3 separate regions of the Mus musculus genome follow, and all the other regions are linked to region 2. Evidence: chromatin loops called from intact Hi-C (ENCODE). Cell type or tissue: left cerebral cortex. All regions are shown on one strand. Links, peaks and the distances in the headings refer to the core of each region. The heading gives the core; the rest is flanking DNA. Region 1 has its middle 20 kb from the start of Sem1. Region 2 overlaps Dync1i1 (dynein cytoplasmic 1 intermediate chain 1). Region 3 overlaps Dync1i1 (dynein cytoplasmic 1 intermediate chain 1).

The links. Hi-C counts contacts between places; a loop is a spot of excess contacts. Peaks named below come from ENCODE experiments on the same cell type or tissue, not always from the same donor. Only the 100,000 strongest peaks of a DNase experiment are listed, where the experiment ranks them.
Region 1: a loop joins it to region 2, with 2.6 times the contacts of the local background. A loop is called at or near these places in 2 of 42 quality-filtered maps.
Region 3: a loop joins it to region 2, with 3 times the contacts of the local background. A loop is called at or near these places in 7 of 42 quality-filtered maps.

The regions. Positions count from the first base shown.
Region 1 is chr6:6,593,559-6,604,312 of GRCm38, forward strand. No RefSeq gene overlaps it. Among named protein-coding and RNA genes, the nearest start is that of Sem1, 20 kb to the left of the region's middle. In left cerebral cortex, for the core only: no CTCF peak of the experiment used is centred there; a DNase peak (open chromatin) is centred at 5,367.
Region 2 is chr6:6,000,704-6,011,457 of GRCm38, forward strand. Dync1i1 (dynein cytoplasmic 1 intermediate chain 1) reads left to right here. Exons shown (of 17, transcript NM_010063.4): 15 at 5,567-5,707; 16 at 9,752-9,877. Among named protein-coding and RNA genes, the nearest start is that of 1700019G24Rik, 29 kb to the left of the region's middle. In left cerebral cortex, for the core only: a CTCF peak has its summit at 5,119 (motif pointing right); DNase peaks (open chromatin) are centred at 1,587, 4,308, 5,138 and 5,503; H3K4me3 peaks cover 748 bases.
Region 3 is chr6:5,855,399-5,866,152 of GRCm38, forward strand. All of the region lies in intron 6 of Dync1i1 (dynein cytoplasmic 1 intermediate chain 1), which reads left to right. Among named protein-coding and RNA genes, the nearest start is that of Gm34527, 41 kb to the left of the region's middle. In left cerebral cortex, for the core only: a CTCF peak has its summit at 3,159 (motif pointing right); DNase peaks (open chromatin) are centred at 2,121, 3,197 and 3,932.

The DNA of each region.
Region 1 (10,754 bases), core at 1,263-9,262, 590 kb after region 2:
CTTCATCGATCCGGCTTTCTTTTAAACCTACATACTATACATTTAATTAATTTTACTTTTGGATAAATTTTCAATATCTCCGATTAAAAACGAAGATAAAGAAGTTAGAGATTAGGCTGTTTCCTAATCTCTAATTCTAACGTCAAGATGGGAAAAGGCTAACTTACTTACTAATGCATTTTTTTTTTCCTGGAGAAAAGACATTTTCTGTGAATAAGAAAAGAATGACTTTGTGACTCTGTTCATCAATTTTTTCAAGAAACACCAGATCAGGAGCAGAATACAAATTTTAAGGAATGTATTAAGAGCACACTCTCATGTGGCCTTCTATTTATTATCTTAATATTGCATCCCTGTAAAGAACATATTCAGATTTGTCTTTTTCGAAGGAATTACGTAGCTAGTGAAGAAGTTCTCATCTGTCTCCCGCTAAGTCTTGTGAAGGAATGAGCTAGTGTTGACACAGCATTCTTAGTCCATGCCTCATTCACATTTCCTTAGCTTTATTCAACATCTCTTTTTATTTCACTCCAAGATCCAATCCAGGAGAACACATTGCATTCAATCTATGATCCCATGACCTTAGGGGCCTCACAGCTATGACAATGCCTTAGACTTTCTAGATTCATTATGACATTGGGTATACAAGAACACTTTTATTTCATAGTTATACACACATAGTATTTTGTAGGATGTCCCTCATTGAGATTTTTCTAATGCTTTTCTTGTGTATTTGGGGAGAAAGACCATGGGGTAAAGTAACTATTTTACCCCATTATATCAAGGATACTGTTAACATGTTTATAAAGTCAAACGCTCTTTGGAAATATAATTAATTATAAACTCTACCATTTCTTTTAAAAGAGTATTACATTTTATTTTAAGCATTATTTATCCAAGTAGTAGCAGCATTAGAACGACCTATGAACCGTTTAGATTATAATACATTAAAGATGACTTTGCATATTTAGAAGTATTGGGAAGAGGAATTACATAATAGAAAGACAGGTTTAGTGAGTTTTAAAGTTCATTTTGGGCACTGTTCACGTGCAAGAAATTGACACAATCAGCTCTTGCTTATTGCATTTGATTTTGAAAAGTATGTTGCAATCACTCTGGGTGTTTTCCCCAGCATCCCTGTGAGGATAAACTTTGGGAAAAGGGATTTGCATTTGATTCTGTGTTTAGGTGCCTAACCTTTAGAATAATCTTAGGGTTATCTCATCAATAAACTAAGAGTACATAGCACAGACCTTTTGTGTAAATAATATATGAAAGAATTCAACCAAGCATCCCAAACACACATGGGACATGGTCTTTATGGCTCTTCCTTCCACCCCATCTAAACTTATAAGTAACCAGTTCAAGACTTTGGAATTACTTTGGACACATGGTATTTTTAAAAGTGACAATCAATATTTTAAAAATTATATTAATTTGTGGTGTGTGTGTGTGTGTGTGTATGTGTGTGTTGAGGCACACATGCATGGGAGTGTGACTTCCATAGTACATTGGTGTGGAGAAATGAGGACAAATTGCAGGAGTCAGTTCTTCTTTCTATCATGCCCTTGGGATCAAATTGCATTGTTAGGCTTGGTAGCAAGCACCATACCTGCTCATCCATCTTACTGGCTTGTGATAATTAATATTAATCTTGTAAATATCTAACACATGTCTTATGAGAAAAATTTGACTTCAAACCAATGCCAGTCTTACCACGGTAAACAGACACAGTTCTTGTGCCAATACAGATATTATTAGAATGCCACACCATAGTCATGAGAAAAATCGCAATTTCCTAGAATGCTTGGTCATAATTCTAGATCTCCCAGACTCTATGTAATAGGTTCCCCACCTCCTACTTTAAGTATAGCAAGAAAAACGCCATTAAAACTATAATCACCACAATGGGTTTGAATATTGATCGGTAAGGACATTGTATTGCTGGGGTTACCTTAACGTGGTAGCATGAGGAGCTATAATAATGTGAGTCTACACACTATATAGAGAAGTTCCACATGTGTTTATTTAATGTAAGAGAAGACAACTATGTATATCTCAAGGAAATATTTATACTGCTATCTCTTTTTACCTGTGTGGCAATAGTTCTAAAACTTTCAAGTATACTAACCCTGAAAATGCCCACGTCCCAATATAAAGCAACATAATGCTTGTTCATGAACTGTGCACATCTCCCTATATACATCATCATAGCAACATCATTTATGTCTACTACACTGTGAGTTTTGTATAAATAGTTACTACATTGTACTATCTAGGGAGTAATGACTAGAGGTCTGTGTCTCTCAGAATTCCAGAGATTTTTGTTTTTTGTTTTTACCATACCATGTGTGGCACTTGTATTTAAAGGTATTCATTTTTCATAGAACAAGATTCCTACATGTAAGCCCACTACTTCATCTTAAGACTATATTAAAGAAATTGAAATATCATCCAAAGTCTATACTAGTGCTGCTTATCTTCTGTGTGAAATAAACAGCCCCCCAAAAGGACTTCAACGACCATGTTTGATGATATGTACTTTTGCTTTATAAATTAACACCCACATACAACACAGCTCCGCCGTTTTTCATTATTAGTTTATAGTTAATGCAAAATTATCCCTACTGTATTTTTTCCCAGAAAATTACTTCTGGCAGTGGTTGAATAAGAAAAATGGCTTCACTAGTACAGACCCTAGAATCATCTGGTTCCTGGATTCAGGCCAGGGCTAGATTTTTCTATTTTGCATTGCTTAAACCCCTCCATGCTTTGCTATGGGACACATGGCCTTAGTGCCTCATAGCTACGTGTTCCAAAGTCTGATACCAAGAGCTAAGGGAAGTATGTGCTCGGGGAAACGCGTCATGCTGCCCCTGAGCCTCCACCCCAACCTAACACAGAGCTCTAGGGAGTCTCCTCTTCTTTTCTTCTTCTGTGTTACTGTACACAGGCTGAGATGAACAGTTAGCTCTCCACACTGCTGGATCAACAACAAGCGGGGTAGTTCCCTGAAAGGGGTAGGTTAGCTGTGGGGTAGGCAGAAGGAATTGTGCTTTTCTTTCTGTCCTGCTTGAAGATCTGTGCGTATTCCTCCTCCTCTTGGCCCTGGGCAGTACACCAGAGGACGAGAAGATGAGTCGCAGCCATTGATTCATTCCTGTCTCAGTTTTGTGCATCGTGTGTTGACATGACTGGTATATTACTGGGGTTCCAGGTGAAGGGGTTATGCCAGAACCAGCGTGCAAACTAATCATATATATTAGTAAATGGTTTTTCTTTTTCCATGACTACATACTTGATAGAAAAAAAAAACTAAGGGGAGAGAGGTTTATTTTGTCCTAAGGATTGATTCTGAGGATATAGTCTGTTATGTCATGGAAGGAAGCCATGGTTGCTCAGGTGACTCCATCTATAGCAGTGGGAACACGAGACAACTGCTCCTTACATCCCAGCAGACCAGGAAGTGGAGAACTCAGAGCCACAAGCAAACCTTAACGTCCAGGCCTGTTCCCCAATAACCCACTTAGAGCTAAGCCACAGCTCCCTTGATTCCACTGCCTCTCAAAACAATGCCACCAGCTGGGGACCGATTTCTCAAACGTCAAACCACTACATCAAACACATGGAGTCGATATAAAGAAGTAGGTTAAAATATGAATTCTGTGGCATTTTACACACACACACACACACACACACACACACACGTTCATAAGCATGCTTATTATTGTGGCCACGTGCTACATGGTGGAGAGACTCGGGCCTACTAAGTGGTCTGCAGTCATCCTACCGCATGGGAGGTTAGTCATGTCAGGTTTGGGGGGTCAGAAAATTTATGCTACTTAAAAAATTTCCTGATGTGTCACTTTCTACTGTGTGGTACCAGGTATGTTACTGAACTTCTCTGTTTTGGCATGCATCTGTAAAATGCATATAATCGTGAGGATTAAAGGAATGTATCCAGCAGATTACTAATGTTAATGCAATCTGCAGTTTAACTGGCTTTGCAGAAGTGGAGTCAATTTGCCTCTAGAATAACTAGAAGGAGATGATAGCACATTCTTAGCTCTTTGCTTCTGGTGAAAGAATTGGGACCACCATGTCCTAGAAGGCCATTATTTTGACATTTTGTTTAAGGCTACTTGCTAATTTGACTCTGTTATTTTAGGCAAGAATGTTTAAGAAGACCTAAGTGATATTATTAACAAATAGGCTGCATCTTCTCTTCACAGAGTTAAGCCTCTAATTATATGTTGAGCTGATTTATTAGTACCACAGGCTTAAACATTTCCTAACAATTAAGATTGACTAGAGACACAGAATAACTGTCCACATGCAAGGGACCTGACAGCAAAAGCGCCTCAGACGACTAGGAGCTACCTGAAGGATGAGTCACAAGGAATGGCGCAGAGAAAGGTATTAATTAGACTAATAGGAAATTATAACAAGTAAAATATGGGTTAAGTATTAGCAAATTTCCCTTAAGGACACGCTTCCGATGATGGTAGGGAGACTCTTGTAAAGGAGGATGATTAAAGCTTTGAAGCTTAAGACTTTTAGAACTAGACGGAACAGAGTCCACAGGGACGCACCCACCCGAGCTGGAGCGTCTGTGTCCACAGGGACGCACCCACCCGAGCTGGAGGGTCTGTGTCCACAGGGACGCACCCACCCGAGCTGGAGCGTCTGTGTCCACAGGGACGCACCCACCCGAGCTGGAGGGTCTGTGTCCACAGGGACGCACCCACCCGAGCTGGAGCGTCTGTGTCCACAGGGACGCACCCACCCGAGCTGGAGGGTCTGTGTCCACAGGGACGCACCCACCAGAGCTGGAGGGGCTGTGTCCACAGAAACGCACCAACCACGGCTGGAGGGGCTGGTAGGTCATTTAACAGCTCTCAGCACGGTTGAAGGTTGGGATAGCTGTCCTCACCACTAACTGAACACATTACAGGCTATTCGGTAAGATTCTCTTCCTGAAAAAGATATCTGTCATTCGAATCTACTTGCATGATTTTCTCTTAGGACAAGTCTTCCAACGTCACTGTTATTAATACAAACACTACTAAAAGCTTTTCGGTTTTACGACCTAGCGTATATTTTGATTATTACTTTTGCAGAGGTCATCCTTTTCCTTAAGACATGTAAACTAATATTAACTTCAGTTTCTTAATGAAGAACATAAGCTTTATTAAATGCAAGGATGACTCTCTCTTCTTGTACTTAATTCTTTAGTTTTTTGCTTACTGGAGCAATGTTCATGTGGCATCGTCACATAGGCAGGGTGTTCCATGTCTTCCAGACACTGTACCAATAGAGGAGGTGGGTTGAGAAGCTGCTGAAACTATCCCTGTGCTAAGAGGGAAGTGTGAAGAGAACTCAGTGTCTATAGTATTATTTTTGGGTTCCAGTTATGATGACTATATCTAAAGTGATCTGGAATTGGATAACATGGCCCTCAGCACCCCTCCCAGGTACACCTCAGTTTAAATCTACCCCTACTCAGCAAGACTGCTGCTGACTTGCATAGACTGCTTTTAGGAATGCCAGAAGATCCGTCCTCCTTCCCTGTCTGTTTCATGAAACCTGATGAATGTGGAGGCTTTATGTTAAGTAAATGAATACTCAAATTATGGGGGTCTTTGAAAGGCAAGAAAAAGACCTAAAATCTTCCTGCTGTTGGAGATATATCAACCCACCCCTCACTTTAAAACAGAGGGGTATTATGAAACCCAAACCAGATATTTTTGAATTGTCGGTCTGTACCTCTGCCCTTGCCTTCTGTCTACTCCCCGTCTCCCCATCACATGTCCCATATTAACAACACTACTATATCCTTTCTCTGCACTAGAAATGTCCTTATTTTAAAATGCCAATTAGTTCCCTACTTCCCTGAGTGTGAATTCTTCACTAGCCTTGATCCCTTCCTCTCTCTTGCTCTATGGAAATTTCTGACCATTCTGAATCATGGACAGCTCTCATAAGATGTTGGCTCTTTCTTTCCTGCTGTAGCTTTTTCTGCTCTTAATGCATTTCAATAATCCATCTTTATCTAAATAATTCCCACAACACAGATTTCATCATAGACAGCTATGCCTGAAAATCTCTTACCATATCTTTCTAAAATAGCACTTAAATCCACCCCCTGTGGCTTATGTTTATGCCTTTGTGGTTCTCTGACACCATAATCTTCTTCAAGATATCAATATGTGATCTTGGCCTGAATTCCTTTTATTCTGTCATCTCTAACGTTTAGAACAATGTTGGTTTTTAGTCAATACTAAAATAGGAAACTAGAAAATGTTTCTTTGATGAAACTAGTCATCAGCAGCTCTCACTGGGAGCAGTAACACATTGGTTAATATCTTAAAATGTATATAAGTTGGAAAAAATCATCTGTGCGACAGAAGTCATTAGGACTAGAGAAAGAAGATGGCGCCCCAGTCAAAATACACTGTATGAACACAGACATTAAGAAGAAAATAACTAATGCTCATGATGTACTTAAGAGTATGCTGTGGGGGAATAGTCAAATTATGAAGGTCTTTAAAATACAAGAAAAAGACCTAAGATCCAACTGCTGTTGGAGATATATTAACCCACCCCCTCACTTTATTTTTTTGTTGGTTATTGTATATATTTACATTCCAAATGATGTCCCCCTTCCAGGCTTCCCCTGGACAAACCCCCTATCGCTCCTACCCCACCTCTATGAGGGGGCTCCCCCCTCTCACCTCACTGCCCTAGCATCCCCCTACACTGGGGCATTGAGCTGCCACAGAACAAAGGACCTCCCACTGATGCCAGAAAAGGCCATCCTCTGCTGCATATGTGGCTGGAGTCATGGGCTCCTCCATGTGTACTCTTTGGTGGTTTAGTTCCTGGGAGCTCTGGGTGGTGCAGTTAGTTGATACTGTTGTTCTTGTTATGGGGTTGCAATCCCCTTCAGCTCCTTCAGTCCTTCCCTTAACTCTTCCATTGGAGTCCCCAGGCTCAGTCCAATGGTTTGCTGGGGGCTTCCTCATCTGTATTGGTCAGGTTCAGGCAGAGCCTCTCAGGGGAGAGCTATACTATACTCCTGCCAGCAAGCACTTCTTGGCATTACCAATAGTGTCTGCAGATGAGATGAATCCCTACATGGGGCAATCTCTGGATGGCCTTTCCTTCAGTTTCTGCTCCACTCTTTGTCCCTGCATTTACTTTAGGCAGAAATCATTTTGGGTTAAAATTTTTGAGATGGATGGGTGACCCCACCCCTCAACAGGGGGCTGTGCCTATCCACTGAATATGGTCTCTACAGGTTCTATATCTGTTTTGTTGGGTATTTTGGCTAAAGCCATTCCTGTTGTGTCCTGGGAACCTCTTGCTTCCATGGCATCTGGGACTGTCTAGTGGCTACCCCCAGTTCTTCATCCCCCACTGCTACACAGCTTCATTCAATTTTCTGGCCCTTAGTTCTTCTCCCCATCTCCTCCCACACCTGCCGCTGCCCATCCTTTTTATCTTCTCCTCTATCTTCCATGATAACTTTGTTCCCCCCTCTAAGTAGGACTGAAGGATCCAAACTTTGGTCTTCCTTTTTCTTGAGCTTCATATGTTTTATGAGTTTTGTCATAGGTATTCCAAACTTTTGGGCTAATATACACTTATCAGTGAGTACATAGTATGTGTGTTCTTTTGTGACTGGGTTACCTCACTCAGGATGATATTTTCTAGTTCCGTGATTTGCCTACAAATTTCATGAAGTCATTGTTTTTAATAGCTGAGTAGTGCTACACTGTGTAAAAGTACCATATTTTCTGTATCCATTCCTTCATTGAGGGACATCTGGGTTCTTTCTAGCTTCTGGCTATTATAAATAAGGCTGCTATGAACACGGTAGAGTATGTATCCTTGTTATATGTTGGAGTATCTTCTGGGTATATGCCCAGGAGTGGTAGAGCTGGCTCCTCAGGTAGAACTATTTCCAGTTTTCTGAGGAACCACCAGACTGTTTTCCAGAGTAGTTGTACCAGCTTGCAATCCCACCAGCAATGGGACACACAAATATATGACAATAATATTCATAGCTATCGATAGAAGGGAAGCCTGGGACTTGTGTACAAGAAGCAGTGCGTTGTGGTTATATCACCAACAGCCACTAAGAGCTTGTGTGCTGTAATATGTGGATGAGCAGACACGGTGGGGAGCGTTGCTCTTTTCATTATGCACTCTCACTTCCAGCTCCTCCTGTCCACTAGCTCTTAGCTAGAGATTTGGCTGGGCTATTCGCCTTGGTTGCTAGATTATGAGTAAGGATATGACCAAGAATTTGAGAAACATTTATATTATTGTGTGACTAGGCAGGATACCATCCTCACTAAGAGAAGAACACTTGGCTGATCTGTGTTTACAGCCTCAGTAGTAGCTGAGCCCTTACCAAAAGCAACCTTAATGAATTAACCCCCTAGCCAGCTCTAAATGCATGGTAAATGCTAAACGATTTTTTTAAGACTAAGTGCTGGGGTGTTTCATTGTGCAGGAATAGCAATTGTTACAGGAGATTAGAATATGGTAGGGTAATGGAAAGGAAGAATGGGAGGAGTATGAGACATACTTCGAAGGCCAAAGTTCCTCGGAGGTAACCAAGACTTGGGTTGAATAAAATTCCAAAGCTACTGTAAGTTTGAAAATCTGAAGTAAAATAAACGGTTACATTGCTGTGACAGAGAAAGGAGTGCACACAATTTAATTTGTTGAATCTGAAGGGATTGTGGGAAGATCTGGGGAAATGGGTGTGACAAGGAGTTAGAGGTAAGGAAGGGGGGGCTGGGCTAGAGGACATAGAGGCTAATCTCAATTGTGGTACTCAAATTCCTATTGAAAGCCTTAGCCTTGAATGTGACTGTGTTTGGAAAGGGGCTATGATGGGATCATTGGGGTCATGTTACAGCATAAAGGTGATAATCTATTCTAGTAATTTGGTTAACCTCATTAGAAGAAAACACACCAGAAGTTTCCCTTCATTTACAGAGTTAGATAGCTATATGAGGGCACAGTAAAACAAACAAACAAACAAACAAAACCCCAAAACTGACCACCTATAGGCCGAGAAGCCCTCAGCTCCGACCATGCTTGGATGCCAATCTCATTCTTCCAACCTCCTGAACTGCAAGAAAATAAACACACAAGGGTAAACCACTAAATCTGAAGGATTTTTCTAGGGCAATTTGAGCTGACTGATGGAACTCCAGAAATAATCTGGAGAAAGAGTCAAGGCTAGACCTAAAAATCTTCCTTTGACATGTGTATGTGTGCAGAGATCAAGAAAATGTGGAATAACTACAGAGAGACAAAGACATACCTAATGAGCAGGAGTGTCAGAGTGGAAGATAAAGCATACATTGACTTGGAGTCCACAGGAACTAGAGGTGAATTCCTTCCCTTCCCCTCCCTTCTGGAGAGAGGAGAAACTACTTAACTCCTTTACATGCCAAAGCTTTGTATTTTTAAAAATATTTTCAATAAAGGCCCCCTCATTCAGTGGCCATTGTGGAAACACACAAAGATACATCTGCACACACACAACGCTTGGTAGTATATGCAGCATATAGTTACCTCTAAATGGGAGGTATTCCAGAATGGATTGTCATTATCAAACATCAAGATGACTGCAATGCATTAAAGGTAATGCAATTTACTAGATTCTATCATTGGGGTCTTTAGTAGCCTTTGAGGGAGTTAGTACAGTGATCACAAGTCTACATATGTGTGTGGAGAAGGAGAAAAAATGCCCATTTGGCAAAACACACAACAGTAAACCAAGCAGACAGTTCAAGTCTGAAAGTGAGAGTGCATTCAGATAAAAATACAGAAGAATAAACCAGGAAAGTATAGCTGCGGTAACCCAACCTGAGGCATGGTTGCTATGTCCAGAAAGAGGAGATACGGGTAGAAGTCACTGTAAGGAAGAAAGATAAGTCTATGGATCATTTCTGCCAAATGCTCACAGAGCTTTGGAGTCTGGTGTTGTGTAAGTCTAGGAAAAATTGCTCCCATTAGCATAAACTGTCCCCAGTGTTTCTTGTGTCTTGACAGACAATTCCTTGATCTGCTGTTTGCTTCCTGGGTTGGTCCCTGTAGTTCGGCACATATTTAAGCCCGGGGAGATTCACATAATCAGTTAAGGATGGATGATTTCATTGTCTTGCCTAGCCAGGGAAGAGTCTATGTGGGCATGAGGAGTGAATAGGGCGGGGCTCTGAACAGAAGCCAGCATTAACCGCTTCTCTCATTCTCCTTGCAAATTCTTCCTTTGAACCACAGGTTGAAACTGCTTTTCTTTGCACTCTTCTGGCCAGATCTGAAAAAGGCAAATATAAAAATAACTAGTAAGTATTATTTGTAAGGCACACTTATTTAGGTATATTCCTTCCATTTAGGGGGTAAGTTTATTTCTCTATTCATCGCATGCTACTTGCTTTGTGATTTGCATTCACAAAGCCCCTTATTGGGTGAAATCCTTCTTTTGGAAAGTGTACCCAGCAGTTAATTATCGACTTACAAAGACAGGAAGGAGGATGATGTCATTGAAAACCACTTATTCTTGTGGATTTACATAAATGCAGAATGCAAATAAAATAACATTTTCTGAATAGATCCCTGCACATTTTCTGTTTAGTAAGAAATAAAAATTGACTGTATATTTCTGGTGATCTTTCCCATCGGTAGGCTACAGGTAATTTGGAGGGACTAAGCTGGCAGTCTTTATTCAA
Region 2 (10,754 bases), core at 1,569-9,568:
AACTGGCCTGCTGTACATGTTCTGTTGAGAATGATTCCCCAAAGTTTTAACGTCTAAGCTTCAACTCGTGGACAGGAAGACAAGCTCATCAGGCAGCTGACATACAGATTGCTTCAGTAACAGGCCGCAGAAGTTAAGACATACTGTGTGCCTTAGAAGGACCTCAAGTTAAGTCACACACAAAGCTTTCCAGAGATGGTACCACATTTGCAACACCTCTCTGGGGCCAAGAGGAGTTGATTTCTGTGCTTTGGTTTGTGAGTTTCTGTCCATTTGTTTAACCATTTTCTTTTTTATGATATAAGCATCCATTTTGTATGAGCTTAAAGTCTGGTCTTTTGTCTTTGTTAAAGTGATAATGTAGTCTCCGATTTCAATAGTTCCTGGAAGAACTGGCTGTCTCTTTGCTTTAATTGCTTCACAGGGACCACAGGACAGATTTTGGAGGGTATCTTCATGTTACTCATTTGGTCACCATCCTTCTCCCCAACAGGATATTGTTTCTAGGTTGTATCTTTTTGCTTTCCTTCTGTGTCAAAACTCCAAGTTAAAAACTCTTATTAGTTTTCTACCCTTTCCCCTATCTATCTGCATACTATCCCCTAAACAATACCCCTCTCCAACAAATGAAATGTTCCCAGATTGGGTAAGCACTTCCGTGTCTGCTTGGAAAGTTGAGCATTTAGAAACAAACCCAACCTCAATGAGCACTATGGTGTTTGAGGCTGTTGGGAAATGTTGTAACACGAAGACTTTCATTCCCTTGCCTTTGGGATACTAAATTATGTTGGGAGCCTTGGAGATTCCCCCCATAAATGAAGAAGACAAAGAACACAGAAGAAAATGGTAATTTCCATCTCTGTCATGTCAGAAAAGGGAAGCCAGCCCTATAGAAATCATTTCTGAGTTAACAGGTTGGTGAATGGGCAAGCCTGTGTGTTTTCACAAGTAACCGGATTGTTTCTGAGTCTTTGTGGAAGAATGTTGACTATTGTAAGGTTTTGTTTCTGTAAACATAGCTCACCAACTAACACAAATTCCGTATTTCTGATTTTTCAGTTGATCAGAGAGAGAAACGATTACAGGTCCTGTCGTTTCAAATTTCCCAATTTTATGATACTATTTTACTGACTGAGAAAGTTTAGAAAGCATTTTAAAATTTTTTGGAGACCTCTGGTCCAAATTCTAAGAACACCAAGTAAGATGGGCTTAGAGATACTACATACTATTGAACAGCACTTTAGAGAGACAGAAACTTCCGTAAGCTTTACCCCACCCCTTCCTTGATGCGTGGTACAACCATGGCACACAGCAGAGCTGCCCTAACATCCTAAAGCTAAGGAGAACCCAGCGATCAGAGAGCCTCCTTCTCATAACACATAACAAATCTGTCATTCAAAGGTCTGAGGTGAAAGTTTTTCTAAGGGCTGTAGTTTCCCATTTTTCCTTCCCTTTCTGGCTTGCCCTAGCATTGTTACTCTGCTTTCAGCGGCCATCATTGTAAGCACCCTCCAAGAGGCTCCTAGTCAGAGAACTAGAGCCAAGTCTCTGCCTGCTTGCTCATTTTATTCCACTTTCCAAGGTACCGCCATCTGCTCTTCTGGCTAAAGGACAGTCCCCATTCTGTTCCTAGCATGTTAGAGAATTTTCTTTTCCTCCCACCAAATGCTAATGACTCCTCGGAAGTGTGGGTGATGCCCTCAAAATCATTAATAACTGGTTTAGGGAAGAAAAACAGTCATTAATAATTTTTAACTGTTTGTACAAATCATTTAGTGTGTGCTTAGTAAATATTGGTTGAATTGAAGGAGAGTGTAAAGAATAAGGGTCGATGGATTTGTCATTCTCTCTGTAAAGACTGAAGACCAGATTGAAGGACCCTAAAGTGCCTGCAAACACAGAATGTGCCTAATGCTAGAAACCCTGAGTCCAAAAGCTACCTCCACCCCTCCCTGTGGCTTTATGAGTTACTAACCTCCCTAAGCTATAATTTTCTTTTCAGTAAACACCATCTACCTTACAGAAATTTTATGCGGATTAAGTCAGACAATGTGTGTACAGAACCCGGTCCACAGCAAACTTTCGTTCCTGCCCTTCACATAAGTCGGTACTGGCCGACCGCTCTGCTTTGTTTGAAAGTCAGCGAATTAAAAGCAAGCGGGACTGTGTAGCTTCACGCACATAATCGGAAAGGCAGACCTGGAGGCCCGATGAAGCCTCGGGCCCAGGCTTTCTTACAGTGGTGTGCCACACATGCACAGGTTGTGAGTGATGACATTTTCCTTTTCCTTTTCTTGACATGTTGCTGATGCTAAGCATGGCATTTGAAAGGAAAACATACAGGTGAAGGGGGCGTTGTCCAGTGAAATTTGACTGCTTTGCAGAACGCTTTCCACAGCAATATCCTTTGGAGCAATATTTAGTTAACTGAATGACCTCGGGTATTTTCCTAGAGTGAATGTTTTAAATCATGATGCTTCTATGGCTTTGATATACAGAGAGGATATTGTGAAATTCCTCCTCAAAAGCATTGACAGTGTTTGTTCCCATACTGTCTTTTGAAAACCTGTGGTATTCTAAAATCAATAGCCATACTATAACAAATTTGTGGGCCCTGAAGTTTCTGTTGCACAAACTCCAAAGCAATGTTCTTGAGATTGAAGAATATCAAGGTTCTTTTGGAAAATGTTAATATTTCATGATATTAGTATTTACCATACATTTTTAAAAAACATTAAGCATTTGAGGAAGATCTTTAATAATGTGATACTTGGAGACAAAATAAAATAGAATGATAAAAATTGTGTATTGAACAAAGTGTAATTGTTACTCAAAATAGTACGGGTGTTCAAGTGACATTTGCCTGCACTGGTATTTTATGCCTCTATGGGACATGGCATCTATCGGTCTGTAGATAGAAGCCCAGAGCATACAGTAATGAGTTCTGTAAGTTTTCCAACCTATCAACTTATCAAGGTTAAACAGAGCCCTTGAAATGTAACACCTCTCCCTGTTCCCAAGCACACGCCTACTATGGACAAGTGTTGCTTTCAGGGTGACCTTTGTGATAGAAGGTTCAGCCTTGGGGGTGGGGAGGTGCTGATGAGGAGGTTTCAGAAAGACAAACGAGAAAGAGCATTTCTATCAATCTGGTGAAAAGGAAAAAAACTGAGAAGAAGAGCAGTTATTTCCAGATGTTTCAAAAGTGGTGTCTCCAGGATATAGTATAATTTTTACCGAATTTATCAGTAAAGAAAATTTCAAAGGGAAAAAAAGGAAGACTATCATAGAATGAGCAGGATAGTTTTTAAAGGGATTAGTATGTCTTGTGTTGACAGCTCCTTGGAGAAGGGTTGTTTGAAGCTGGATGGGGTTTTAATTGATCAAAACAATAATGGCATGTGTGTTGTGTGTTTGTTGTATGATTGCATGTGTGCCCATATCCTCAGCTCTGTGCGCTTAGATGAACTATTGACTGAGTGAGAAAGAATACAAAGAATCACCTCTTTAAATCACACGTCTTTAGCTGTTAATGACTAAAAGAAATATGTTGCATTCTCTATTAGTGGCCAGTTAGGTATAAAATCAAGAGTCTGTGGTGACATTCTTTTTTAAACAAAGAGTCAGATTGTAATATACACGATGGTCAGTGAGAAACACCAGCTATTTCGTACTTTCTTTTGGATAAATAAGGCAAAATGATACAATCATGCTATCAGGTAATAATTTGATACTTGGATTGTCTAAAAAAGTATGAATTATCTAATATAAACAATGAGAAGAAGGCATAAGCAGTAGCTGATAAACAAATAATTTTGGTTTCTAGTCATATGACAGAAATGAGATTTAAAACATGTTTATCTAGAAATTACAGAATAATAATATTACATCACTATAAAACAAATGTTTAGTTTGTTCCTTCTTGGTGTTTCAATGGTGGGTATTTTTTTCAAATTATATTTCCTCAGAAATACTTTTGAAGTTAAAAATATGACGCATCTATCTCTTTAAAAAACATCACACACAAACTCACACACACTCAAACACAAATACACACACACACACACACACTAGTTTATCTACAATCTGTGCTGCCCTAATCTATCTAAACTTTGTTTGCATCAAACCAGTTACTTTTACGCGTCAAGGAAATGCAAATAATGGAAGTTACAGTCACTCCCCTAACACGTCGGTGCATTCGGTTTCAGTTTAAGAACTGTGGGTTTGCACTGATTCTCGCCGCTCTAATCTCAGCCCATGTACTGTGGGCATCTCGCATTCACAAGCAGCACACATTGGCAGTTCTCGCTGATAACTTGGAGCGGATTCCCTACAGATGAGTTCTTTGAATATCCAAGGCAGAAAGGATTTGATTGTTACATTGTATGTTATCTTTTCTTGATCTTAAGGCCCTGGCCTGTGTAGACATTCCACAGAGCCTGAGAAGAGAGTGCAGACAGCTGACTGGAGGAAGAAGACAAAAATTCCCATTGTTTAGATTTCTGTCAGAGGATATAAGAATAGTTAATTTCTTTTATCTCTAGGGCTTTCATTATCATTTAAATTTCATTTTACATTAATTGATCAGGGATTAGTAAAGCCATTATGCAGAAATTAGAATAAGACAAGCCAGATGGAATGAATAATTCATAAAGTCCAATTACGTTTTATTTCTGGTGTACTTTCAAACTTGCCTCTGACTTCTGTGCTATTTTGATGTGACAATATTCGCTGGAAATCAAGTGTGCCATTTTAATTTATTATATCCCTCTGGAGTGGAGGCATTTGTATGCAGTGGAAAAATGCTCTGTGTTTCCCCTCAGAACATCAACTGTAGGGGTCTTGGAAATCCTTGGTGATTTAGAAAGGAAGTCATATTTTCTGTGTAAGTTCAGAGGTTCTAGAATGAGCCACATTGCTCCACTTGGTTCTGGCGAACTAACCCCATACAGGGAGGCTAAGGTCTTGAGTGGAGAGATTTCCACTTTTCTGTAAGAGCGCAAACCCGCATTTAAAGGTATTTGTCTCCTTCCCTCGCCGCACAAAAAGAGTTAAAATATGAATTTGGCCTGCAGTTGGACTGGAAGAAGCCATCGTTGCTGCAGCGACAAGGGAGGTCCACGAGGTGGCAGACGTTGCCTTCGGTGCAGAGCCAGGGTCGCCAGGGACCGCCCGGGCTTCGGAGCATGCCAGCAGGTCCAAGCCCCTCAGCCCACTGCTGGGTTCAGGCTCCCGCGACCTGCATGCACAGCTTGGCCTGGCAAGAATTCCGAGCTAATGGCAGTCGCGTCCACCTGTCTGGAATGTCGCTTACAACTGTGTCTGAAACCGCCTCGCTCCGCGGGTCCCGGCCCCGGCCCATTCAAAGTACACCCCACCCCCGGGGATTTATTTATGCCACTGGACAGTTGTAGTCACATTAAAGCTCCGGTTCACCTTCTCGAGGACTTTCATCTCGGGAAGTTTTATGACACTTGGTGAATGTGCAAAGTTTTTAATTAGGCTCTCTAGACAGCCCGAGGCGGCGGCAGCGCCACTAAGTCTTCACGGTCTCTCTGCTTTACAGCACAACAAGCCGCTCTACTCCTTTGAAGACAATGCAGACTATGTGTACGATGTCATGTGGTCCCCCGTGCATCCCGCGCTCTTTGCCTGCGTGGACGGGATGGGGCGCTTGGACCTCTGGAACCTCAACAGTGACACCGAGGTGAGCGACAGGCGCCCGGGCCCAGGGATGGGAAAGGGGGACCCGGGTCACTCTGCAGTCTGGTCCTTCGTGGGGGGGGGGGGAGCCTTTTGTGGACAGACCCTACAATTGCCTCTGGGTACAGTCCATTGCCCCCACTCTCAACCCCCAATTCTTGACTTCCCAGAAGGGAACCAACAGATGCATTGGCCAAAACTCCATGTCACTTCATCCCTAAACTGTACCAGATCTTAGACAGTTAACGACTCTGCCCCACACACATCTTTTCCCCCAACAGCACAAAGTGTGTTCACACTTTTCCCTAAGGGGAAGGACACATCGTGTTGAAATAACTTTATTGGCAGAGACTTGGAAAAGTAAGCTTTTGTGGGTGCTGTTTTTAGACTGGATTATTGAAATGAGGTTACTCTGTCAACGCTGGCTATTTGTACAATTTCTGTTTCGACTCCATTGAAGATGGTTCTCTACACTGCTTTCTGTTTAGTTCTACCATCCATTTGATTTATTGCTATGGAAATATTCCTTGTCTACAATATTGAACTCAAAGGCCATAGTGTCTAAGTTTATACATGTATGCAAAACTCAATTCGTCTTTAAAATGGGATTTTAACGTGTCACATTTAAAGTCATTCACAAGATAAAATAGGCATCTATTTAAAAAAAAAACAGTTGATAACAAAATGAATATTTTTGAGGATGTCATCTGCTTTGTTCCTCTTCTTTCAATCCCTCAAAAGTATCGAGGGCCTAACTCAGGGCCTTGGGAATGATGTTGTTGCCAGGGACCGTGTTACATGACTATTTTATGTCCTAAAATGGCCTCTGCATCATTTCTTGGTTTTTGGTTCCGGTACAAATACCCAGGTAAAGATTCCATGGGACAAGGTATATATATATGTCAAGTAAAGCAGGCCTTTTGAAGTTCTTGGCGCAGGAAGCCATTCAGCCTTTGTAATTAAGGATCCTAAGGCTGGAGGACATGAAGGAGAAGCACAGAAGGCTAGGACTTTTTGTGGGAGGGGACAGGGGAATTTCCTTTGGGTGGTGTTGTGTCTGGGTACCTATAAGTGCACAGTTACCTGTGACTATCACCAGACAAATGTGTTTCTATCGCGGCCATTTTTCCTTTTACCTCCAAGAACTATGGGAAAAGAAAGTTACGTAATGAACTATGTTTGAAAATGATCAGAAGGCACGAGTGAGATGCCCATCACTGAGATGTTTATAGCATCACTGCATTTAAGAGTAAGATGCTATTACCTTACCTTGTAATGCTTTCCCAAAGTCTTTCATCACTGTTGATTAAAATCATATTGCTTCTATTTGCTAGAAGAAACTCACTCAAAGCAAATTAAAAAAAAAAAAAACAAAAACAAAAACCTCTTTCCAGATTGACTCGGGAGTGTGCTATATCAGAAAGCAGGCCTGGCTGGGATGCTTCCATGACACCCGGCTCCAAAGTGTACAAAGGGATGTAGTGGCCCACAACCTACTTAATAACTTCCACCTCTCGATCTCTCTCCTCTCTCCATAAAAGGAAAGCTATATCTTGACACTGGCTTTTCTTTCTATAGGTATCAAAGAGAGAAACTCAGGGAAGTTTTGTGCTTAACATTTAAAAACTCATGGTTGGTCATACATACAGTTGAGTCCAGGACCTCACAGTTACAAACTTTTTTTTTTTTAGATTTAAGTGAGATTAGGAAATAGATTTTTAAAAGACAGAGAGAGCCTATATTCCCCATCTGCTTTGTTGTTCTTGAAATTATTGTAGTTTTAAACCAAATTGTCACCTCCACCCCCACCCCTCGGCGAAAATGGCTATTTACCCTTGATGCAAGCGACTCTTACTGCTTAGTAATTTATGCTATATACATCTTGTATTTGCAATTAAAATGACTGTGCCATAAAAACATGAGAATACTTATGAAATCAAAGTTGGAAGTAAGGCACATGCAAAGAGCGTGCAGATTATTTTAATACAGATTTCCGCATTTGAGCTTCAAATGCCACAAATTATTACAGATATATTTTCCTTCATGTACTCATTAATTTTTAGCATATAAAATATGATAGCATGTTTTATATTTTGTATAATAGCTATGAAAAGAAAGCATTTTGGATAATCTTTCAAAACTCACTTCAGTTACATTATTTACATTTCAAGTAAACTAATTTTTTTAGAAGCACGTTAGACATTGTTTTAACTACATGAGAAGGTCAGGGTTTTTTAAATTAATTTTTTAGCTGTGTTCCTATGAAGATTAAACATTTTACTCAGCTTTTAGATTATTCAAGGTTAAATTCTATGTGATGCTTTTAAGTCAGTGTTAAAAACGAACTTTGAAGGGTCTACAGCTGAATCATGACTTGGTTTTCAGGCCAGCCCAGCGATAATAAAGTGTATTGACAGAATTATAGTCTATCTAAATTCACATTGTTTTTATTCTTTGCAAGGTTTGGTTAAAAATTCAGACTCCAGCTTGCACAGCAGGGACCTTGATTGTAGAAATTGGGTTTTGTTTTTTTTTTTTTTTTTAAATGAGCTGGGGATTTTCATTTTACATTTTTGTTCACAATTGACATGCAATGATTTAAGCAGGTGAAAAGAATTTTTTATTGATTTCAAGATGAAGTTTAAACGTAGATTCTTACATATGATGGAGTTTTTATTGCTGTTTTAAAGATAGGAATTGGCTCAATAGTTTCCCATAAACAGATGGTTTCGACCCTGTGACTAGCTGAATGCTGGGGTGCTATGTGGCAGAGCACACCGTGTTTCCATGTTGGCGAGATTCGCTTACTGAGCACAGGTCTCACAGAGGGGCAGAAGATGCTCGCAGTGGCCATCTTCCATCTTTCTTTCCATTTTCCTTTCACATGTACCATCTTCTCTTTTAAAGGTGTGCTGTCATTTCTGAATCAACACCCTCATAGAAGGCTCAGGAGTTCTAAACAATTATAAACTTCCAACCTTGAAGACAAGAGTACACACACTGACAGAAGACAGATCGAGACACTCAAAATCCTCCCTCCACATACCACGGTTCTTGAGATAGACAGACAGATAAACAGATAGACAGACAGATAGACCGACTGCAAGTTCTATTTCAGCATTTCCCAGTTCACTGAAATAATGATTACTAGCCCAATTATCAATGGTTGTGGATTTCCAGTGTTTGTTAAAGGTGCCACACACATAGCCGCATTTTAACAGGATGTCTCTGTAAGGACAGTGACAACCTTGTAGACCATTCTCCATATCTTGGTGTTGCCACAGGGAGAAAGAAAGATAAAAGAATAAAAAGAGAGTTTATGATTGATTCTTCAAATTTTGTTTTTGTTTTTTTTTAACCTGTACACACATTTATTTTAAAATTTTATCTACATTGATGTTTTGTTTTCACATACATCTGTATGAAGGTGGAACTGTAACTATAGGCAGTTGTGTACTGCCGTGTGGGTGCTGGGACTTGAACCTGGTCCTTTGGAAGAGCAGTCAGTGCTTTTGACTGCTGAGCCATCTCTTTAGCCCCCTTAACTGTATACTTCTGTTCCTTGGATCACCCTCTTTCTGGTAAGGTAGATAATTCTCTAAGAATTAGCACATGTACGCTAGTATTGTTATGAAGACTCAAGTTGTTTGAGCAACTGACTGTTTTCCTACCCTACCATTGCCTTTTATAGATCCTCAATCTCTGTAAAACAGCAAGCATCTCCCTGTCCCCCGACATATCCCGCATGATCTGATGGTCAAACGTTGCATTTAGCTGGCATGCTTCTATGCTGGACATACACTTGACAAAATCCTGCTGCTGGCTGCCACGACGGTGGGAAAGTATATCCATTTTTCCCTTTTTGTTTCTCTTTTCTACTCCCTAAGTCAGTGGAGCGTATGATTCCAGAACAATGAATCCTGTTCACCCTTTCTCATGGGTAGAAGTGGCTTTGTGCACTGGAAGGCAGTTGTGGAGTAAAACACATCACTGCATATTAGTATAGTTAAATTCATATTCATTTTTCATGTCATAACCCCTTTGGCAGGTGCCAACAGCAAGTGTGGCCATTGAAGGAGCATCTGCCCTAAACCGAGTTCGTTGGGCACAGGGTGGCAAGGAAGTTGCGGTAGGGGACTCAGAAGGCCGCATTTGGATCTACGATGTTGGAGAGGTACGTATTTTTTGTTCTGTTTTGTTTGGGGACAGGAGTTTGGCTTGTGTTTCCACTTTAAAGACCTGCTGGAACTATTAACAAGACTTTCCGAGCCACGAGAACGCTCTCTATTGCGTTTGCAAGTTTCCGTTGACTTCAGTGTGAGTTTGGAGACACCTCCTTGGGGTCTAATTTGGCCCGTGTCTCCATGCACAGGACACTTTCGTGAATGATCTGGACTCTTTCTGTTTGTGTGGTAGAAACCCCAGCTTGGCAGGCAGAAGCTGACATGGGATGCTGTCGGTGACTAAAGCTGGCCAAACTCATGCTAGGGTTGAACTTGTAATGCACCGTTCACTCCGAGACAGTGAAATAGTATTTAGAATCCTGATTCAAACTCATACTATTGAAGTACAGTGCTTCCAACTAAGACGACTGAGACGAATCAATTTTATATAACTTTTGACATTTATGACATTATCATGTAGGACCTGTGCCTCTTTTGGTATGTCTTATTATATGACATGTAAAATTAAGATATAAAGAGAATGCCATGGCATGTATCAACGAGAAAATAATACATCTTTTACTCCAGAAAAATTCTGCACTTGTGTCCTATCTTCACTCTGCCATTGCTGATCAATTGTGGTGTTTAAATCAGTTTTCTTTTACTTCTTGAGAAAGTATTTATTTAAAAACCTTGATTTCTAGTAAGGGTAAGGATTTTTGTTTTGTTTTGTTTTTCTCTTAAAGACAAAGAAAATACAGGAAAGGTAACTAAAAGTGTTGTATACGTTTACTTAGGCATAATTTGAATCTACATTTGCATTCTGAAGAGAAAACAGACCAAGTTTGTATGCATAGTGTGCTAGGCCTGAAAGTGCTCTGTGACTAC
Region 3 (10,754 bases), core at 848-8,847, 150 kb before region 2:
GAAAAAATGGTGTAGTGTCTGGATGCTACCTGTGTACACCCTACCACACTCTTTAAATTGTGTAGGTAACTCACAACATTGAACACAACACAGATGTTCTATATTATCTGTGAATCTTTGGGATAGAGATTAGCTTTGAAATTATGTTCTGTCTATAGTCTATTAGATGCCCCAATATAGAACTCCGAAATATCAGGGTTCCTTTGTGACTCGATGTTAGCCCCAGCCTGCTTTGCATTTGTCAGATGAGCTAGACAGCAGGCAGAAGCACTAATCTGTCACTCCCGGAGAAAAACAACCCAAGCTCGCTGCCTCTCATGGCCGTGTGCTTATGCTCATTTCCTCTGCTCTGGGAAGCCTGGAGTCCTTCCCTTGGCAGGACGGGCCTGGCTGCTATCCCTACACATCCCCTACTGTTTCCATAGAAAGAATTTCCCAACCTTCTTGTGTATTCTTTTCTATTTTGGTTGTTTTCATAAGATGCTTGTAATGATTTTGTGGGTTGCAGATTAAGAAAAGGAAATTTTTGAAATAGGACGTTCAAAGGACATGCCTTACCCATATTAGGTCAGCTGTGCCATTCCTATGTGTGGATAGAACATTTTCACCCCTTAATAAGATTAGTAACTGAAGATGATATTAGTCACAATATGAAATAATGTTCCCTTTTAAATGTGATGATCGTTCTGATTTATTTCCCCATCTGCGAGATGAGAATGATAATTACCCCTTTGAAAATATCATATGGTCAAATTAGTTAATGTTGGACAAGCATTTCAGAATGAAGATACCTAATAATTTATTAGTGGCTCCGCTGGCATGCAATTTGAGAATGAAGTCTGCCTTTGAGGAATTGGCGCTTGTGTTAATTCATGTTTTCCTTAAATTCCATGGAGCTCACGAATGTACTCTCTCTCTGGGTGCCAGCCATACCCAACTGTGGCACATGGCCTTGTAGCCTTTGCCCAGCTGTGGCACATGGCGTTGCAGCCTCTGCCTGGAGAAGACATGTCTGAGAGGGCAACAGTCTGGCAGTCAGGATCTGAAGTAGAGACTGAGCAGATAAGCCACTCACATACTTCTTAATTTACTGCTTTCCTTTTGATTAAAAGACTTTTGTTTTTCATTTGTGAGGAAAGGAGAAATCTCACAGCACCTCATTTTCTGCTGTGTCCCTCGAGAGCCCTAGACCCATTCATGACCTTGGACAGAACAATCCTATGTCTCAAATGAGACAGGAAACATGAACGCTCATCTTCATTTACTCCCTTCAGTGCTAGCTTGATAGCAGAGCACTTCCTAATTCAGAAAGCAGTATTTTCTCTATTCACAAAGGAATCTGTGGAGAATAAACATTTAATTTCCAATACATAGTGATGGCTGTCCCTCACTAAATTCTGTATTCTGGAAGCTCCAGCTGGTCTCTATACATCAAGTCCGAAAAAGGCTGTGGCTGGCAAAAATTCATATACCTGTGTAGAGGAAATGTTGGTATTTGACCATGTGTCTCTCTGGTCCTTCACTTTCCTTATTAACATATATTTTCTAGACCCCAGGTAGGGTGTTATATTTCTATACATCTCTACAAAACAGTATGAAGCAAGGTAAGAGAAGTTATCAAATATTCAATGTGGGTTTCTTTCCATGGCTCTATGATAGATATCAGTCAAGGGAAAGTCACGGGTTCACAGAATGGAATACTTATTTGTCAAAAAATTAAAATCTAAAGGTTTTACTTTTTACTCTGTAAATTTATGTATGCAGCTTCCTACACCAGCAATGTCAGAATAGTCCCCTTGACCAGTTTTCCTTTAGTAGCTCTTCAGCTTTCGTGTGTCATGCCAATAAAAAGACTCTGCACTGCCGAGGCGTGCTAAGGAGGCACAGAGAAAGAGGGGAATCGGGGATGCAAGAGAGAGTGTGGAGGGTGGGCACACAGCGAAGCCGGGTAGATATATGTGTGCAAATGTGTATACAAGCAATACACACCATGATAACAACAGTTAGGGCACAGGACGGGTTCCTGTGCAGCTCACAGGCAGAGGAAATAAAGTGCCTGGCAGCTCACTCACTCAGTAACAGGAAAGGTGGGCGGCAGGGGACTGGACTCCCCAACAGGAAGAGAAAGTATACAACTGCTTTTGCTACTTTAAGTCAGTGCACCCAGAAAGCCTCGAGCTGTTGTCTCTGGGAGGATGTGCCTGGAGCTGTAGCACTCTGCCTGCCTGACAGAGCATTTAGGAGTTACACTGATCCCCCACATTTGAAATACTTATTTAAGAGGGAGCAGTCACTGATGGGAATAGTTGTAACTAAAAATCTTGCTCAAGTACTATATATATATATATATATATATATATATATATATATATATGTGTGTGTGTGTGTGTGTGTGTGTATATATATGTATATATATATGTATGTATGTATATATATATAAATTATATATATATACATACATACACACACATATATACATACACACCACACATATATATGCATATATATATATATATATATATATATATACATGTGTGTGTGTGTGTGTATACAATACTTTCCATTTAAAGTCCCTTGGTTGTGGGCTTTGGGACTTCGGGACCAGTAAAAAGCTCCTTGTTATTGTTCTAGATGTGAAACTGGGGATTTGTATGCAGATCCTAGGGAATGGGTGTGAAATTGGTTTAAATTATGTGAATTTCAGGAATATCACTATGTCTTTATTTGTACAGTTGCTGATGAAGAAGAATTTTAATTTGAGTGTTTATATGTTTTTTAAAAAGATAAAGTAGACATTTGCATGCTATAAACCACATTTTCTCATCTTTCTGACAGACTTACATTACATTTAGAAATAGCTAAAGTTTCTCATTTAACTTGTAACGTGTGAGTACAAGTAATTTCCTTAGCATATGTCTTCTCTTGGACATTCATTCTCTTATCTCTTAAACCCTTCTTAGCCCCGCTTTCAATCCTGCGTTAACCTCTTTGTGCTTCAGTGTCCCTCTTGTAAATGGGAGTAATGCCTACCTCACACGGTTGTTGCGGGGATTAATTAGAGAGGAAGTCTGTAAAGCATTTAAAAGTTTCTTGAAGACGGCGCTATATAAATACAAAATAATATCTTTTTTTAAAAATCCTGCATTAGTTTAGAAAACAGCCAGTAGGCGGCGCTGCTAGCTCGCTTTTTGGAAAACCCGCTGGCACCCTGATTTCAGCTCTTTTGAAAACATGGAAATTATTTTAGTTTAGTCAAAGCAATCAGAGTGAGAAAATTGGATGAAATACTTCAAAGTTGTCTTTTCGTGTCTTTTGCTACCTCGACCCAAAAACCAAGAATAAAGCTAGGCTACTGCTTTTTCTTTACGTGTCTGAGACGCCCTTAACTGACCCACAGTAAGGATGACTTTGGGAGGTTAAGGTAACCGAGTGTGATTATCTAATTTTTCCATCAGCTTGAGGTTCTGATGTGAAAGTTCTATTCATGGAGAGCCAGAAGAAGGGGGAAATAAAAACCTGTTTACACTTTCACTTTCCAACTGGCCTTGCCAGTTATCCCTTGACCTGGTGTAATGATGAGAAAATATCTATGTAGCCTTGGCCTCCCGAGCTGTGGGCTGGGAGGGGTCTGTGGGGAGGTTGAAGCTGGGGGAGGGGAGAAGTACAAGGCTTGGAGGTAAGACTTTTGCAGATTCAAACGCATTCTCCCAGGGTGCAGATGTGTCTTGACACCCTGTGGAGACTCTCTGAAGTGATCCAAAGGGAACTTTCCACCCTTGCCTCGCACCTCCATTCTTTGAGATGAACTATTGACAGTCCCTCTGTGTTTTATAAACCGCCATGTAAAAACCGTTGCAAACTGAATTAGCCAGCCAACACACTGCGAAGACCTCTTCCAAAGAAAATGCTTCAGCTAAGCATTTCTTACCAAGAAACGCTGGAACCTCCCCAGCTCGTATTCTGCACAATTCCCCCGCCCGCCAGACACCCCGGACCATGTGTATGTTCAAAGTGTTAGGTTGAAACAGACACTAGCCAAGCAACGACACGTGACCGCCGTTCATCTTTTTGAGTGTGCGGGTCGTGGTCGTGCCTGCGGAAGGCATCTGATGCATCCCACCCAGGGCATATCCCACCCAGGGCATCTGAGCTCTGCTTCATGTGGTTTTTCTCCCCACCCCCCACCCCCCCACCCCCCGGGCATTGAGCACTAGCTGGTAGGTGACACTTTTGGCTGGCCTCGTAGCTGGCTGCAGCCGTCTGTCTGTCCTTCCATGGCATGAAAAGTGTGTCCACTAGCTAGCGACTGTAGGCTCAGAGAAACTTCTGCCCCCCTGGCCTGGGGGCTGCAGTAGCATTATCAATCAGTCTCTGAGATGAAGCCTACAGGAGCAGGGGAAATTTGTGCAATCCTCAACGGTAAACACGGGGACCGGTGGTTGAGGTTTCGGAATTGAGAAACATTTGAAAATGTCTATTTGAGTATCTAAAGTAAACCTTTCTTTTCAAGAGAAGGGGGAGCTGAGGGGAACTCTCTGGGTGGCCTTAGGGAGCTCAGCTCACCTTTTGCCTTCATGTCTCTTTTCTCAAACGGTGGGGGTGGGGAAAGAAGGGGAAAGAAAATAAAACCTTGCTTGCTTTTCTGGTTTGTAGATGAGTCCTTTTCAGTTCCCGTCTCACTCAACGGCCAGCCAGCTAACTTAATTTTCATCCATCTTCTTCTCACAGCCCCTCATACACCCACACGCATGTTCTACACCTTCTCTCTCAGCTCTGTGGTCAGTACCAACCAAGCCCTGATGTGACCCCCGGCCCCCATGGCTTTACTGTAGATTTCCCTTGGAGTCTTCCCTTACTCGTCTAACTTTTCTTCTATCGCCTGAAGCTCCTTACAGCTGAAGTGCTTCCAAGTCCTGGCAGACAGCTTCCAGCTCAGGAGGACAATGACAGAGGTGTGGACGGATGCAGATGCAGCAAGGGAAACAGCAGGTGTGCGTGCGCGTGCGTGCGTGCCTACGTACCTGCGTGCGTGCGTGCGTGCATCTTCTACCAGTTGGCTTTCTTTATCCAGTATGTTGCTGTGTGGCCAAAGAAATCCTTTAGGAAAGAAAGCGAGCTTAACGCAGAGGTGAAGAGAAGGTTGCCGGGGGCCCTCACGGGAAGATGTGTTTAGAGCTGACGTCTTGCTCCCCTTTATGCTTGCTCATCTTAAAGTCTTTATTTCAAACACATACTTGTGTTCACAAACCCCCATCCTAATTTATTTCTCCTTTCCACCACGGTTTGCATATCTTCACTTAAGAAACAGGTTCCGTTTCCCTGGATTCCTGCATTTTCTGTTTTAACATGAGAGCCTCTCAGATTTCACTCTTGTGAGGACTTTGTGAGTACTGCTCAAAGTCCTGGAAACTGCACCATGAGGACAAGATGGGAGAGACAAAAGTCTTTGCTCCTTTGTAAAGCAGGAGACCCCAAAATAACCACGAATGATTATTCAATTCTTGTGCAGTAGTGGCTCCTCAATATTAACTCTGCTGTGTTTCTATATCTATTTATGGGAGGCTGTGACCCTAGGAAATTAGCAGTGAATTCTAATGAAATATGTAAGAGATGTTGTCTCTGAGTTGCACTACTCTCAAATAAGTCAAAACATGATCTAGATATGAGGTTTGATGGCTGGCTCAATGTTCCTTCAACAGGAGACAAGTTGGCTGCAGGCTAGCTGGTTAAAAGCTTGTCATGCTAATTTCGGTTGTAAATGCCATGAGATTTCCATTTTTCTTTCTATAAGTATGGGTTAATTTCACAAACGGGGTTAGTTAGGTTTGAGGTTTGCAAAAGAAAAAGAGAAAAAAAAAGGTCTCTTTTCACAAAGCAGTGTTTGGAGGAAAATGCATGAAGCAAAGTCAGAGAAAAAGAGTGTGAGGCTGGCTGTTTGTGGAAAGTTGTAGCAGCCAGTGCTGGAAACAAGAGAAACCAATGGATGCTAAGCACGTGATTGTCCACCAAGAAAGGACAAGCTCAACCAATGCCTTTATATGCGACAGACAGCATGTGGCAGACCTGAAGACCTGGCCTTGATGTTTAAAAGCATTGAAAAATCAGCATGAAAAACGGCATGTTCTTCTCTTGTACAACCTGGGGAGAGATGGGACACAAGAACGGAACAATGGATTAACATATTTGAAAGTGAATCTTTAAGAATAAACTGGGAACACAGAAATGGAGTACATTCCAGGTGGTGTTGGAAGTGTGAGATGTTCACCCTGCATGAGACAAAGGCTGGAATGAGCCAAGAGGACATAGACAGGAGCTTCTCGGTAGACAGTGTCTCGGAGGCCATGAAACACCACCTGCAACCCTTCAGATAACTCCTGACCAAGGGCATAGAGTGGGAAATGGGGTAAAAGAGTGACCTCCTGGCCAAGAAACTGGGCAAGACCTCAGCCCAAAGGCCACGGTCCACTCCAGCAACAGCAGTTGCCCTGGGACCAGCTGTGGGGTCCTCACCAGAGAAGATTGCTCAGACATGGGTTCAGCCAATAGAAGGTCTTTATTACCCAGCCAGCTGACGGCTATAAAGGGGCTTGGGGATCCCAGTGTAGCACCAAACCTTTCTCAGGTTGAGCTTTTCAGCAACACCCCACCACCACCGTGTTCTGGGTTGACATACTCCAGTTAACAAGAAGAGTTCACCAGAAGCAAAAAAAAAAAGAAAGCAAGCTGATTACATTTTGAGACTTTCCCAGAGCTGTGGACTTTTGGATTAAGCCTTTGTTGTAGTTTTGGCAGGTGATGCTGTCTGCATGCTGAGGTTTTACAGCCTGAATGGCACTCGCATCATGGAGTCATTTGTGCTGAGGTCTGTGGCCCTGTAACAATAGCACGTGTGATATTATAAGAATGTACTGCCCTTATGTGCCACCCCAACTGCAGTCAAATCGTGAAAAATGTTACCCCAAACTGACATCTTCCACAATCTGGGCACTTACTTCTCTTATCTCTCAAAGTCATCCAGATCAAAGAGCTGTTAGGAGAACTAAACGTCTAGGTACAGTATGTTGTCCTGGGTGAGATCCTGGGGCAGAAAAAGGATGTCGGGTAAAGAGCTGAGGAAATCTGCCCACAGCTCGGACTTTAGATAACAACAACATGTGACCATAAAAGTTGAAGCAAATGACAGACTAGTGTAAAACATCCCTGGAGAGCGATGTGAGTTGTGTAAGAAGACAGTGAACTATCTTCAACTGTTTTTGTAAAACGAAAACAGATATAGAAAGTTTAAAGTGCATTTTCAAAAGCAATCGTTGTTGCTATGTGTTAGCTCTAAATCTTAATGGAATTCTCTTTCCCAACCCTTAGCAGGTTTGTATGACTTTAAATTAGATAGAGGGAAAATGTCTCTCCCAGTTGGAGCCATGACTAGCGTGGCCGTGCATAGATTCAATATTCTGTTTTGCGGAAAGTGTTTATCCGAGATAGGGTAGCGTCCTGTTGTAAGGATTGTGGTGACCATTTATGCAGAAGAGAACTCTGAGCGGCCACCACGAGGAGCCAGTTTAACACTTATTCAAAAACTATATAATTTTCAGTGTGTCACTGACAGATAATATCCAAATATCCTCTCCACCTCTGGGATGACAAAATAACCGTCTCATAAAATCAGTCATCGGAGTCTGCCTCAAAATGGAATTATATTTTCTTGCATTAATAAGCACTGTGCTCCTAAAAGAAAGTAAAATATATTTCCACTGAGATGAAAAAAAAAAGTGACCCTTTCATCTAGAATCAACAGCTCACATGAGGTGGAAAATTTATTATGGATATTGCAAAATGTAGTGGGGTAATCTGAGGAGTCTATCTTCCATAATTATATGTAGTGCGTTGTGGCTGTGAAACTTTCAGAATCCTACAGATCCTTGCGTATGCCAAACCTCGACAGAATAAGAGGCTGTTTGGGTGAGAGTCTTTTGTGGGATCCCAGAGTCCCTTCATTTTATCCATTATGTTCTCAGTTCGCTGCAGACCAAAGACGCCATGCCCGTTTCTTAGTATTCAGATACAATTTGCACAGGGTTTTCTGCCTACTATAAGAAGCACATGGTTTGGGCCTCATGGAAATTCCTTGTGTGATCCCCAGGTCTTTGATAAATCAGTAAGTTCCATGCATTTCTCTCGTCTGCAAACATGCTGGTCATCTTACAAAATGAAAACCCAAGAGTTGAATATGTACCACATTTATGACCCTGTTGACTGACCAGTGACATTTGAGACCATCACACGGTGACTGGTGATGCATGTGTCTTTTTCCTCTCTCAAATGACTCCTGTCACAATATGGTTATGGGCAGTAAGGCCCTGGGTTCCCTGTGAACCCAGTAAATGACTCCTGTCTTGTTCTTTGAAGGAATATTTTAGTTATTTTGAAAGGCCTGAGTGAGCGAGTGCCTTGTACAATTACTGTGTATTGTATCTACCCTTGAGATAAAATAATGTCCCGATAGATTGTACTACTGTCTTTTAAACGCTTGGCAATAATTTAAGTTCTTAACTAGAACACACTTGAATTTTCCCATGTTTGATCATTAAAAAGGCAAAATTTAATTCCATCAAGTGCAATCAAAGAATTTTTCACAGTAGCAATTAAAAATATGAAACTGGAATTTGAATGACATAAAAATCAAACAGCTGCTAAGTTGTGTTTTTAATCTTCATTCAAATCAAATGCAGATAAATTTTTCATTAGGAATTTTACTTTTCTTCTTTAACATCAGTGGGTTCAAAAAAATGGTCTGAGTAATTTAAAAGCTCCTGACACAGACTGGTATATTTTGAAATGGATTAAAGCCTAATTTTAACGTGAGCAGCTTTTGTATTTCTGTAGGACAGAGAAGATAGAGCTCTTGGGAGGAGGACCAACTGGTTAGCTTACTTTGGCATGGGGGGACTTCCAACCATACTGAGCTGTTGATCGAAGGAAACCAAACTCGTTTTTTTCCCCCTGGGTTTGCTGTCTTCGTTGTTCTCCATGTGTGGCACCTACAGTAAAAAAACGTACAAACCACACATACAGCAGGGGTCTTTCTGCTCCCTCCTTCTCATTTCCATGCTGGGTAAGAAGAGCTGTCTGTTTGTTTGTTTTTCCATTTTCATGTGCTTGTGTGGTGTCTCTATGTGTGTGTCCATGTTTGCCTGTGTGATCACACTAGTGTGTAGACAAGAGAATGTGTGGGTACATGTGGAGGTCCCAAGTTGCTGGCAAGAATCAGCCTCTGTCACTCTCCCAGCACATTCATTGAGCCAGGGTCTCTGGTGCTCTTGCTTCTGAGATGAGCACCATAACCCCTGAGCCGTCTCCTTAGTTGTTTCTGTAGTGCACAAACATTTTTATGTGTTTATGCAGACACGCACAAGCAGCAATGTAGGCTGGCTGTATTAGCCAGATGATGTCTGTCACTTCATGCACAATGCTACTTCATTAAGCTTCCTTGATTTTTAGGTATAAAAGGTGGGGGAAATTAGCAGAGAGCTCTGGCTTTAAAAAACAAAAAAAATTCTTTAAACAGGATGTCCCTAGGCCTCGGAGCAGATGTGCTGCTTGGTCTTCCTGTGGGTCCCGACCAAGTGGAGCAGGGTCTATCCCAAAAGCTGTTGCCTGTAGGGGGATATGTTCTTCTGGCTGAGCTGCCGTCTCTGGCCTCAGTGGGAAAGGATGCTAGCCTCACAGAGACTTGAAGTGCCAGGGACACACACACACACACACACACACACACACACACACACACAGGGGGCCACCACCCACTCAGAGGAGAGGGAGGGAGGGAGGGTTCGGGAAGGATTGTGGGAGGGGGTGACCAGAAGGGGGACAGTGAACAGGATATAAAAGGAGTAAGTAAAATAAATAATTCAATATTTACACAGAGTTATCCTTATCCTATGATGCAAGCTTCTTGGTTTCCTTATTTTTTTCTCTAAAGATAGAGTTAAATTCTGTGGTCTTGAGTTCTAAAGATGTTGGTTTAAGGTCACTCTTTCTTTTCATGAAACTTCACTCTTGACTATGCTCAGCAGATTCTTTGAAATATTTTTAAAAAATCAGCCTTCCCACCTGAGTTTTAATTATTTAGGTCCATCTTTTTACTGCTTTTGTTGTTGTTAGAGGCTGGGCTCGGTTAAAGGCTTAGCTCTTCTTGCACCAGGTGGGAATTCCTACAAAGCGAATTCAAAGGTTAGTCACTCTAGAAGCAAAGCCTTCAGTCCACCATTTTGTTTAATTATAATCTACTGAATAATAGGGGAATTGTTTTGACTGGTAAAATGGATTTTTCCAGGGTTGAGTAGGACAAGAGCTTTGACCTATTCATGGTGGAAACCAAATACTCTGTAGTTTATCAAGCCATATGGAAGTCATTGATAATATTTGTTTTAGAATATTTTAAAAAATCAAAATGCCAGAGATCCATCCTTCAGTGGCTTTGCATATAAACCATGTGCACAAAGAAAGCAAAATGTAAACTGTTGGAAACGAGCTAACAGAGAACTTGCATTTCTCGGATCTCCCTATTTGTGCTGCCCAGTGTTTCTTCTAAAGTCTAATGAAACAGAGTAAACCATGCTTTGTAAACAGTGGAGTCCTGTCCTCATGTGAAGTATTATTATTACTACTAAATTATAGGTTGTATTGCATGAAGGAAGATGGCACGCAGAGAATCATTTTTGTGGGAAAACTACATTTTATAGCTCATTTGCACAAGT